2 separate regions of the Mus musculus genome follow, and region 1 is linked to region 2. The links are chromatin loops, found by intact Hi-C in ENCODE. Cell type or tissue: heart. All regions are shown on one strand. Each heading gives the region's core, and the rest is flanking DNA. Links, peaks and the distances in the headings are about the cores only. Region 1 overlaps Ebf2 (early B cell factor 2). Region 2 overlaps Ebf2 (early B cell factor 2).

What was found. Hi-C counts contacts between places; a loop is a spot of excess contacts. Peaks named below come from ENCODE experiments on the same cell type or tissue, not always from the same donor. Only the 100,000 strongest peaks of a DNase experiment are listed, where the experiment ranks them.
Region 1: a loop joins it to region 2, with 2.3 times the contacts of the local background. A loop is called at or near these places in 4 of 42 quality-filtered maps.

Annotation. Positions count from the first base shown.
Region 1 is chr14:67,270,100-67,275,477 of GRCm38, forward strand. The region is part of intron 6 of Ebf2 (early B cell factor 2); the gene reads left to right. Among named protein-coding and RNA genes, the nearest start is that of Gm52149, 8.0 kb to the left of the region's middle. In heart, for the core only: a CTCF peak has its summit at 2,324; DNase peaks (open chromatin) are centred at 2,222 and 4,602; H3K4me3 peaks cover 881 bases; H3K27ac peaks cover 1,860 bases.
Region 2 is chr14:67,354,757-67,360,134 of GRCm38, forward strand. All of the region lies in intron 6 of Ebf2 (early B cell factor 2), which reads left to right. 4930438E09Rik (RIKEN cDNA 4930438E09 gene) reads right to left here. Exons shown (of 6, transcript NR_045961.1): 4 at 1,893-1,994. Among named protein-coding and RNA genes, the nearest start is that of 4930438E09Rik, 40 kb to the right of the region's middle. In heart, for the core only: no CTCF peak of the experiment used is centred there; DNase peaks (open chromatin) are centred at 2,485 and 2,995.

The sequences.
Region 1 (5,378 bases), core at 153-5,152, 85 kb before region 2:
GCCCAGAGAGAATGTGTGGTGAGGAGAGGAGAGGGGGAGGGGGAGGGGGAAGGGAGAAGGGGGAGGGGGAGAGGGAGGAGGGGGAGGAGAGGGAGAGGGAGGAGGAGGAGGAGGGAAGGGGAGAGAGGGAGAGAGAGAAAGAGGAAGAGGGAGAGGAAGAAGAGATGGAGAGAATGGGGAGAGGGAGGAGGAGAGGGAGAGAGGGAGACAGACAGACAGACAGACAGACAGACAGACAGACAGACAGAATAAGCAGAATAAGTACCAAACATCTTGCTGTTTTGGGAACAGTTTTATGTAGCTCAGGCTAGCCTCAGTACTCACTATGTAGCCAAGGATGACCTTGAACTTTTCTAATTCTCCTGTCTCTACTTCTTGAGTATTGACATTGCCAGCAAACCCCAGCATACCTGGTTTATGCGCTGTTGGGGACAGAGGGACAGAGGGCTCCATACAAACTAAGCTAGCACTCTGCCAGCTGGGCCACATCCCCAGCCTCCAGACTTTCAATTTAAGGTTAGGGAAAGTTCCTTAGCTGATTTTCAGTTGGTTACCTTTGGCTACATTTTTCTTTGTATTGCTTTAAATCTCATTTTATTTTACATTAAAATATACTTACTGTAATATTCCTAGTAAAATCGATGTCAACATTAGCACTCATATTTATGTCTGTCGAAAATGGGGCAGCCTTCCTTGGAAAGGAAGTTTGGGGAGTCTACCTATGGCTTCTCTTCCTTCCACACCAACCCCTGCCCCACATTTAATTTCAAGTACAAAATTAAAGCTCCAATCCTTTAACTAGTATCAGTGACCCAGGACCTCTCACATGTTTGCAAAGATGTGGACGAAGTAGAAAAATAAACAGGAACGAGTTCCCTGCTCAGCCCTGGAGTCTGGCTTGCTAAGGTGAGGAAGTTGCTATCCTTGCTTGCCCTGTTCCTGAGGTTGTAGCTCCCTGGGGTTCGGTTCCCTTTGCATAGTTCCCACAGTAAGGTGAGAGAGAGTAGCCCCCGAGGACCGGGCTTTGAGATGACCCTTGTCCAGCCATGTGTTTATCATTGTTGTAAAAAAAAAAAAAAACCAAAACCAAAACTAAAAAACAAACAAATTTTGGGCTACCTACATGTCCCAGATAGAGGATAACATAGAACTTCAAGAAAGAAAGGAAAAAAAAGGCAAAACCAAATATCCAAACTCTAAACAAGTGTTCTTCCTTCTTGAAAGTTGCTACCTTGCTGAGAGGAGCCTACTATGGCAGGACACAAACTGAGCTTGGTTCTGCCAGGAGTCCTTTGAGCCAATGGTAGCTGTTCCATGAGTTCTCATGTTTCCGTTCCTTAAAGACTTGCTGGGAGGCTGAGCCTTGTGTTAGTGGCCATCTCTGCCTTAGGCATTGCTGCATGTGACATCAATCAAAGGAGTATCAGATCATTTGTTTATTTACTACCTATTTATTCGCTTTCACCAGTGTTTACTTATTAATAGTTATTATTGCCAATGTTCAAGAATTCAAATGGTGAGAAGTGATCTGAAGAGATTATTTATGAAAAATGTTAGTATAGATAAGGGCAGCATTTAAAGTCTGTCTATATTTCCTTCCTTCCTTCCTTCCTTCCTTCCTTCCTTCCTTCCTTCCTTCCTTCCTTCCTTCCTTCCTTCCTTCCTTCCGTGTGAACTCACATGAATGAGCTCACATGAATACATATACAAGACACACAGAAAACAAGGCTGACAGACAATTGTATGCACGAACTGGTAGGCATGGGGAAGTTTCTTGAATAGACAGGTAAAGAGCTGCTCACTGATGCCTACTTGAGCCCACAACTGGATGTTTCTGAAATCTCCGCCGGCATCAGAGAACAGTGCTGTGCCCTCGGATCCAGAGAAGGCATTCCAAGATGTCATAAATAAATAAATAGCATTTGCCGTTGTTTATAAATCAATTAATTTGTAAGTTGAAAGGTCATGCAAAATATTTAGAGCTCTCAGAGGCAGCTCTCACACTCCACCTCCTCGGCCCCCAGCAGCAGCTGTCAGAATCCTGTACCCCTCTCCTGCACTCAGTCCCACATCGCTGGGTATTTTCTGCTGGGAACGGGTGACCGCTTGATTAGTCGCTACTGGGTTTTGTTCAAGGGAGGGCTCTGCATGGTTGCTTTTTAACACCTTCTCCTCTAAGCAGGAGGCCAGCACAGGGTGCTAAATTCCTGTCTGTGGCTGTCTGCGAAATAAATCTGTGTTGTGCCGTTCCAAGCTGTCAGCAGTGGTTCGCCCTGATGGGCCCCTGAAAGAAGTTTCCTTTTGGTCTGTGAAACAGTGAGCAGCCACTAGGGAGCTGTCTTTAGCTCAGATTTCAGAGTTAGCTCATTAGACCAATAACAGTGGGCAACTCTCTTAAACACAGTCACAAAGTTATATTTGAAGAAGTGGGAAACTCACCGCAGCCATACAGTGCCAATATTTGCTTTCTCTTCCCCAACAGCCTCCATTGGCGACAGGAGGGCCTCATGACCTCAGGCTCCTTTTTCTTCTGGGTTTCCCCACTTTTTTTTCCTCCCTGATGTCCAGCCTATCTCTTAGACACGTTTATTTGTAAAAATAAAGTCTCTTCCCATCCTGGCTGGGCAGTATCTCTGATCCATTTTCTCCATTTCTCCTTAATGGGAGTCTCAGCCAACAGTCTCTGTAGCCGAGGGCGTCCAGTGAGACAATTATTCCATGTTCTGGCTTCTCTCCTTGTTCTTCAAACACATGTTTTCCCCCTTGGCTTAGGAAGTCAGCAGCGTCTACAGCTATTTATGTGAGATTCATGAACTCAGTAACTACATTTCTGAGCGAGGTGTTTCCCTGTAAACTAGTTTGGTTTTCTCCTCCGTACTTAACTTGTTTAGCCCATGGACTTTCAAACGTTTTGGACTGTCTACTCCCTTCTACCCTAGCTGTTCATTATTGGCATCATCACTAGATTGTACATGATACCCCATGGATATTATGTTTGTGAAGAATCTCGGAAACTTTCATTTAGGGGGCAGTGAGCCTCTTACAGATTACCAGAGTTGGCAGAGACAGCACCTAGGAGTATCTATATCCAGGAAGCCAGTGTTTTGCACTGCTTGCTCCTGTTCCAGTGATACCCCTCATTGACAAAATTATTTCTGTGTTTAATGCTTCAAAATAAAAAAATTTAAACTCACACACACACACACACGTTTCTGGCTGATGGATACTAAGTACGTGTTTGCTTTATGACTTGGGCGGTTATCTATCACTGTGACATGTGATCTGATTTGCGTCTGGTAATGCTAGTTTTATGGTTCCGAATAGACGTGCCTGAAGAACTCCCTGGTGCTCTCTCTTACGGCACACTGAATCCGTTCATACTTGGCTTCGGCTGGAAGGTGATTCTGTGCTTTGTGGAAAAGCAGCAACAACCACCGCAACAAAACCCCACAAATCGGGGAAATCATGCTGAGCCGCTGTGAAGAGCTCAAGGATCAGAAGAGAAAGAGCAAAATGCCTTTTCCTTCTTTCATGACAAATTCCAACTCCCACTTCATGCGCCCCCCCCACCCCCCCTTTGCTTTCACTCATGGATAACTTAAAAATGGCTCAACTTGAAATTTTCCATGTGTCCAGGCAAAGCCCTGGGGAGTTCTGAGGATATGTAGGCAGGAAGCACTTCAGAGTATGTAAGCAATCCAAAAAACGTTTTCAGTTTTTAAGCATGTTATATTAAAAACAAAACAAAACAAAGCAAAACAAAAACGCACAAGCATTTTGGCGTAAAAGCTTTGGATCTACAACTTCATCTATACTCTGTTATTGTTTTTTATTTTATTTTTTTCACTTTTAATTGATTTTGGGAAGTTGAGAAACTGGACCAAAGCTAGCTAGATTATACTAGAGGTGGTCAATAAACTCTGCATTTCCACACAGAGTAGCTCCCGCCCTCGTTCCGTTTTAGTTTCTGGGAAAACAAATGTCCCAGGATAAGACGAACACAGATGATAAAATGCTGATTTAATATTGATGTTAACATTTCCAATACTTAGGGAAAAATAGCAAGTCTCAAGTTATCTCCAGATTATGCTTTCTTGATTTTTATATAAAATGCTTGTTTATGAATTCATTTATTTGACTGTGTTGCTGGATGGCATGTCGGATGCTGGGCTGTACGCCTCCTGAGGTCTTCGGTGACCTCTGTTCTATCTGACAGTGGCTCCAGCAGACTGGCTTGTTGCTCTCGATCAGCCGTGGGACATACATTTAATGGCTATGGAACTCAACCTTTCCAGATCCTTCTCAGGTGACACATTCACTGTGGTAAAGGTAGAGTTGGCTTTGCAGTATTGCCTGCCGCTCAGATACAGAAAGGGAAGAGGGTAGACGTGGAATCTAGCAACCAGAGGGAGAAAGCCCACGCATGGCCACGCTAGGGCCCTCGTGATTTTCCACAAAGTTCTTGAGCTTATAAACTAGGAGAGGAGAGTGTGTTGTAAATACTACTTGGTAAAAATAGACTCACCCCCGGGTGTCACTTCAGTCCATCTTGTATGCTATTGGTGAAAGCTAATATTGACCTCAAAGATCTCCCAGGCCCTGCTGGTCATGATGATTACATTGGAATTGGGGACAGAGTGTCCCAAGTGCATTCAAATATTAGCCTCTGTGAACAGCCCAAATGTAGGACGTTTGAAACTGTTTCACGTGGAAACTATGCGGCCATATCTTTCTTTGCAGAGAGAACTGCTGAGATATCTGGTAAGACTATATGTGGTTGTGTGGTTGTGTGTGTATGTGTGTGTGTGTGTGTACACACACACACACACACACACACACATACACACACACATATACAGACCTGAGATGTCTATTTTTCATGTTATACAAGGCTGGGCTTGAGTGTTGTCAGAACCTTCTTTCTCCACGGTATGTGTGTGTGCGTATGTACTTGCAAAGCTACAAGAATATGGGAAAGTGATTTTTTTTTTTTTTTTTAGGGATCTGAGATGTGAATGAGATCCAGGGTCTCAGTGCAGTCCTAGTATCCAGCCCAGCTCCCACTCAGTGGCTTCATAGTGTGTTGTCCTGCTGTGTCTTAGGCTTTTCTGGAGTCCCAGGCTCATTTCCTTCTGAATTTGTACTTCTGTTTTGCTTGATTCAGTTGTCGTCCATCTCTTGACACACCTGCTTTGAGTTTATAAACATTTAAAACTTTCTATACGTGAGCTCTGGATCAGAGAGTTTGCAACAGACAGCTCCAAGGAAGTGGAGAGCAAACCATATCCAATGGGATAGGGCCACTGAGGGAAGCAAATGATATCTCTGGTTTCCCATAGGAGCTGATAGGGAAGTGAGTCACATAGGAATGGATAGGG
Region 2 (5,378 bases), core at 215-5,214:
GCTATGTGTTTTGTGGTAACACACAGGTGCATAAGCATACAGGCACATACACATGTGCATATACACACATACACACATGATGTTCACAAATGCACACACATGTTCACATATAGGCACACATGTGTTCACACACATATACACAGGTGTGTGCATATGTCTGTGTACCTTGGTATATATATATATATATATATATATATATATATATATATATATACATATGCGTGAAAACACATGTGTATATACATACACATCCATATACACATAGGTATAAATACACATGCACAGGAACACTCATGCTTGCACACTCAAGTATGGACTCATGTCAAAAGGCTGCTAAAGAAATGTGTTCACAGCTGAGGCTTGATGAAACGGTGGGTGAGGGTGACTTGGGAATGGAATGTAGAAGACTGGCAAATGGGGAGGTTCTTTAGGCCCCCAAGATTCCTGGTTCTCTGCCAGCTCCTTGCTGCATGTACTTTTGACATGCTGAAAGACACCCCAGGTTGTTGATAGACCCAGGGTGTGGACAACCCCTTGTCTTCATTCAACATCTTATTCTGATGGCCTCTCCTAGGTCATTTTCTTCACCCATACTTTTGTTCAGGGGTGGGGGGAATCTTTCTTGAGTTATGAGATCCTAAGAGAAATTCTCCAACCTCAGGTCTCTTTAGGTATAAAATTTGTCCCGAGTGTAACTTTTCAAAATGACGAGAGTTTAGAATGGGGGAGAGTGATGTCAGAGTTTCCCATAGAAGGAACTGTTCTCTGGGGCCTTGGTGAAAATGGCGCCAATGCTCTGAGATATAGGGCCCCATCCAATCCTATAATCAGAACCCTGGGACAACGACTGGGCTTACAGGGCTGTGGCGGGGCTGGAGGAACAGAGCAGTCTGAAAGTGAGGCCGACCCCCCAAGGCCCAAACAGGTGTTTCCAAAACATTCTAAAAGAGCCCTGGGAAACTCTGAGCTCCACACTGTAGAACAGCTTCCTTTGTTTCACTTGTGTCTGGTGTGTTTGGGAGTCCCAGCGGGCACCATTGTACTTAATGCTGGTTGCTTAAGCGTCACCTTGCGGCTCTGATATTCGGTGTGTGTGTTGGAGGCACGGAACAGCTAGACCTATAACATCCCGTGCCAAGTCGTAGGCTGCAAGAGTCAGAATTCAGGCTCAGACGTCTGGTTATGGAACCAGAGGATTTGGGGAATTAGCTATGCTCAGGAAAACTGTTTGGCCCTGTTTTCTTTGCGAACAAAGCAATCTGCATTGCTTCATTTAATCTAGCATATATCTGGCGATTATTGACGCTAAATTGATTTAGTGTTTTTGAGCGATGTTTCAGACTCCAAACACGGAACTCCCATTTATTTTACAGCTGAATATGGAACACGGATCCCTGCCTGATGTAATCAGCTTTGTATTTAACCCCTTAAGAGTAAGCATTGATCCCTCCTCAACTTGCAACTTAATTACTCTCCACTGTGCTCCCCTCCTGTGTAATTTATTCTTTGGAAATAAACAGAGCCCTTTAGGTGGAGGGTCACCTGTCTAAGCTCCAGGGAGAGGATCGTTTTGACTGAGTAGAAAGACAATTCTCCAAGTGTGGCGTGGTTATTTACTGCAAAGCTGAAGCCATGCTAGGAACATTAACAGCATCTGCTATTTCACCAGAAAGTTCTTAAAGGTGTTTTAAGTCTTCCCCAAAGCTCCTAAGTAATTCTCCTAGCATCCCTCAGAGGTATTATCCAATTTTACGGGGAAGACATGTGAGGGAACACGCACAAGGGGTGAGAGTGGGCTGGCGAGAGACAGAGAAGAGATTGTTGTGAATATAGGTAGTAATTGGACACTATCCCTTTACTCTTAATTTTTATCCTGTAGATCACACCATCACCTCATTATGCTGTCTGTATGAACTCACGGCGGCAGAGGAGGTTAACACCATGCACCATGCAGGTGACACGGGTACTGTTTTCCATTTTCAATGACTCATCTCCTTAGGAAAAAAAAAACATAAACATTGAATTCCGATGAAGACAGTAGCGTTAAGAGCAAAATCAATCTATTAGCGACATCGGCATTAAAATATTATAGCTATATAGGGCTGAGAGATGGCTCAGTCATCCAACTGCTTGTCACACAGACATGTAGACCTGAGTTTAGAGTCCAGTACTTATTTAGAACAGGGCAACCTAGTCCTGTAATCCCAGTGCCGTGGAGGATTATGGGTGCTCATTGGCCAGCCAGTTTAGTCAGCTCCAGGTTCAATGAGGACTTGTCTCAAAACATAAGGCTAAAGGGCGCGCACACACACACATGCACACAAAATTTTAAACAAATTTCAAGATCTGGAGACATGGGATAGCCATCAAGCTGTTTGTTTAGTGCTGTTTGTTAGTCTTTGTATGTCATGAGTGATGTATGCAGTGGGTATGTAACTGCATGAGCCTGTGAGCCTGTGCACGTGGGTCCTCCCAGCAGAGGATGTTGGATCTCTTCCCCTCTTGCTCTCTTGAGACAGGGCCTCTTGCTGAAGCTAGAGCTCATGGTTTCTGTTAGGATGGCTGCCAGCAAGCTCCCAGGATCTGCCGGTCTCAACGCCCAAGTGCTGGGATTGCTGGTCCCTGCTTTTCACAGGGGTGTTGCGGATTTGAATGCATTGCCTCCTAAGCAGGAGCTCGGCCAGTGTTTGTACCCACGGAACTGTCCTTGCCACTCTCGGGGGCGCTTTTCTTATGTTCCCTCTGGCATGATGTGGGCTAATTTTAAAAGAACAAAAGCCGGAGGGTTCCAATCTGTCTGATTTCAAGGCTGCGTCCTCCAGAAGGCATGGTGGATTTAGAGCAGCCAATGCATTCTGACTCATGCATGGGACAAGATGATTTCCTTGTCATGGTGTTGGGCCAGAGCCATTTTTAGGAGTGGTAGTTCTGACAGGGAGTGTAGGGAAGGTCCCCGATGTCAGGTCCCTGGTGTCCCGAGTCAGCAGAGGACGCTGGTTGAGAGTGGCTTTTCTCCCAGCATGCCTGGGCTGGGTCTTGTGTGTCTTCCCGAGGGAGTGGTGGCTTCTGTTTCCCAGGCTTCCAGGCCTCACTTGCTGCTCCTTGAGAAAGCCTCTGAGTGAAGGGCTGGGACATTTCACTTCCAGGTCAGTTGCTGACTCCCTAAGGGAAGGGTTTTGTTTGCTTGTTTTTGTTTTTAATTTACCACATAGGGAGAGGCTACCAACTACACTCCAAACTCCAGGGCCCCCGAAGGCCCCTGTGGATCAAAGGAGCTCTCCACTTTATCAGACCATCGCCTATGAGACAAGTTCAGGCCAACCCACTCATATTTTTTGTGTGCTTGTGATACTGGGCATTGGTTTGAAGACATCAAGCAAGCCAGACAAGTGTTCTACCACTGAGCTACATTCTAAGCCCGCTTTCTGTATCAATTACAGAGAGGAGGAAAAGAGGAGGTTGATGGAGACCCATGGCCCGAAGCTGAAGTTTGGCTTTGGGGAGGAAAGGGGAGAGGGAGTCAGGGAGAGACAGTGGGAGGGACAACTAAGAACTCTGTGTGTGTGTGTGTGTGTGTGTGTGTGTGTGTGTCAACACAAGTGCGGAACTGTCACAGTGAACCCCAGTACTCTGTGTGCTTACTAAAGACCATTTTCAAAACAAAGAGTCAGCCGGGACAAACATTCTCATGGCGTGGCAAAGAAGTTCCTGGCTTTGGTACTAAGGTCTGGAAGCCTTCCCAAAGCTGGTAATTCCTGCCGAGTGAATAGAGGTTCCAAGAGCCAGCAAAGTTTGTACAACAAATTGGAAAATAAACGTATGATTCTTCTAATCTCATGCAGGCTGAGGGGCTCGGGTCCCATTAGACTAAATATGACCATGGAGTCCTAAACTCACAACACTCTAGAATATTATTAGCCATATCCAAATGCTTTTGTATCAAACTCTTGACCTGATTTTTGTCCCAGTTTCACTTTTATATCATCTTGGTTTAGTTCTTCTTTAAAAAAAAAAGTTAAATTTTTTTTTTAATGAAAGCCAGTTACCTCTAAGTAATAGAAGAATCTGTTTTGCTAAGGGAGCCGCAGAATATTGAAATACCCGGTCCTATATTTTTATGTGGTTGGCAAATGCAGTCTAAAGGTGGCTAATGTGATACCCAACCTGGTGTTAATGGCCAATGATAATTCCGTATGTACCACCTGCTACCTGTCAGGACACACATTCTCTCTTTTCCCTTTTTTGGCTTGAAGGTGAGACTGACTGTGGATGTGTCTCTATGGCTGGAGGTGAGGCCTGCTGTCAGATTCGCCAGATGAGCTGAGACTGCTGTCGTCACCACTTAAAAACCCCACTTAAAAAAACCGCACATCCTGAGTGTGCGAACTGGGGAAAGTCGGGGTGGGGGAAGCGCAGCTTGGAAGGATAAAGAAATGAGGAGCCCTGCTCAGGAAAGGAAACCCTCCTGGTAAAAATTAAAATTAGAGAAGTTCCTGAGGAAGTTCTTTTAGGGGAGAAACACATTAGCTGAAGTGATGGCTTTAGCTAACCATTTTATGGCTGTGCATTTCGATGCCTCACAGTTTCAGTTTCTCCTTCCCTCTAACAATTGCCCAGGGATGACGCACACGGAGCTAACTCCATAGTCAAGACGGCTTCTTCTCAGAGGAATATACTCTCTCCTATGAGTATATAATTTAAGATTTACTGGGCATAGATGAAGGGAAAAAAATCTCTAAACAAAGCCTCTTGCCCATTCATAGGTAGGACTTGAACCCTGTAAGTCTTTTCAACTCTCAGGTCTGCTCCATAGAACCCAGGACTCTTCAGGCCAGTACTTCATGGAGGAAGCCCGGGGGCTTACATTTCACCCTTTGAGTTTAACCAGTAAGCATTTCTCTGTTTCAACAAAAGAAAAAAGAAAATCCAAAAAACCAGATACACTCCTAGTCTGAACTGTAAAGAAACTAGATTCCAGTTTTTCAAAATGACATATGAGACAGTTCACAGAAAGTCCTGCACACCCAGATGAGTTTTCATGAATCTCGTTTTTTAATTTTTTTAAGGGATACTTTTTGTCTTTTATTAGCATTGTTTGTTTGTTTGTTTGTTTTTTATTAGCATTGTTAAACCAGTGTTCCTTCCAGGCAGCCACAATTAGCGGCACACTCCCTGCCCTTCCCCGACACCTTTGTTTAAGTTTTAGGAACATTTTTTGGTGAATCATTTAATCTCTTTCAACAGGACTGACCAGAAGGCCTACTCAGCAGTAGGGACCCTGAGCTCACGAAAATTGTTACAGCCTTTCCCAAGTGTTCCCAAAAGATGTATTTTTGCACTCGAGTTAGTTGTTCAAGAGCCCTGTGAGGTAGCTGATG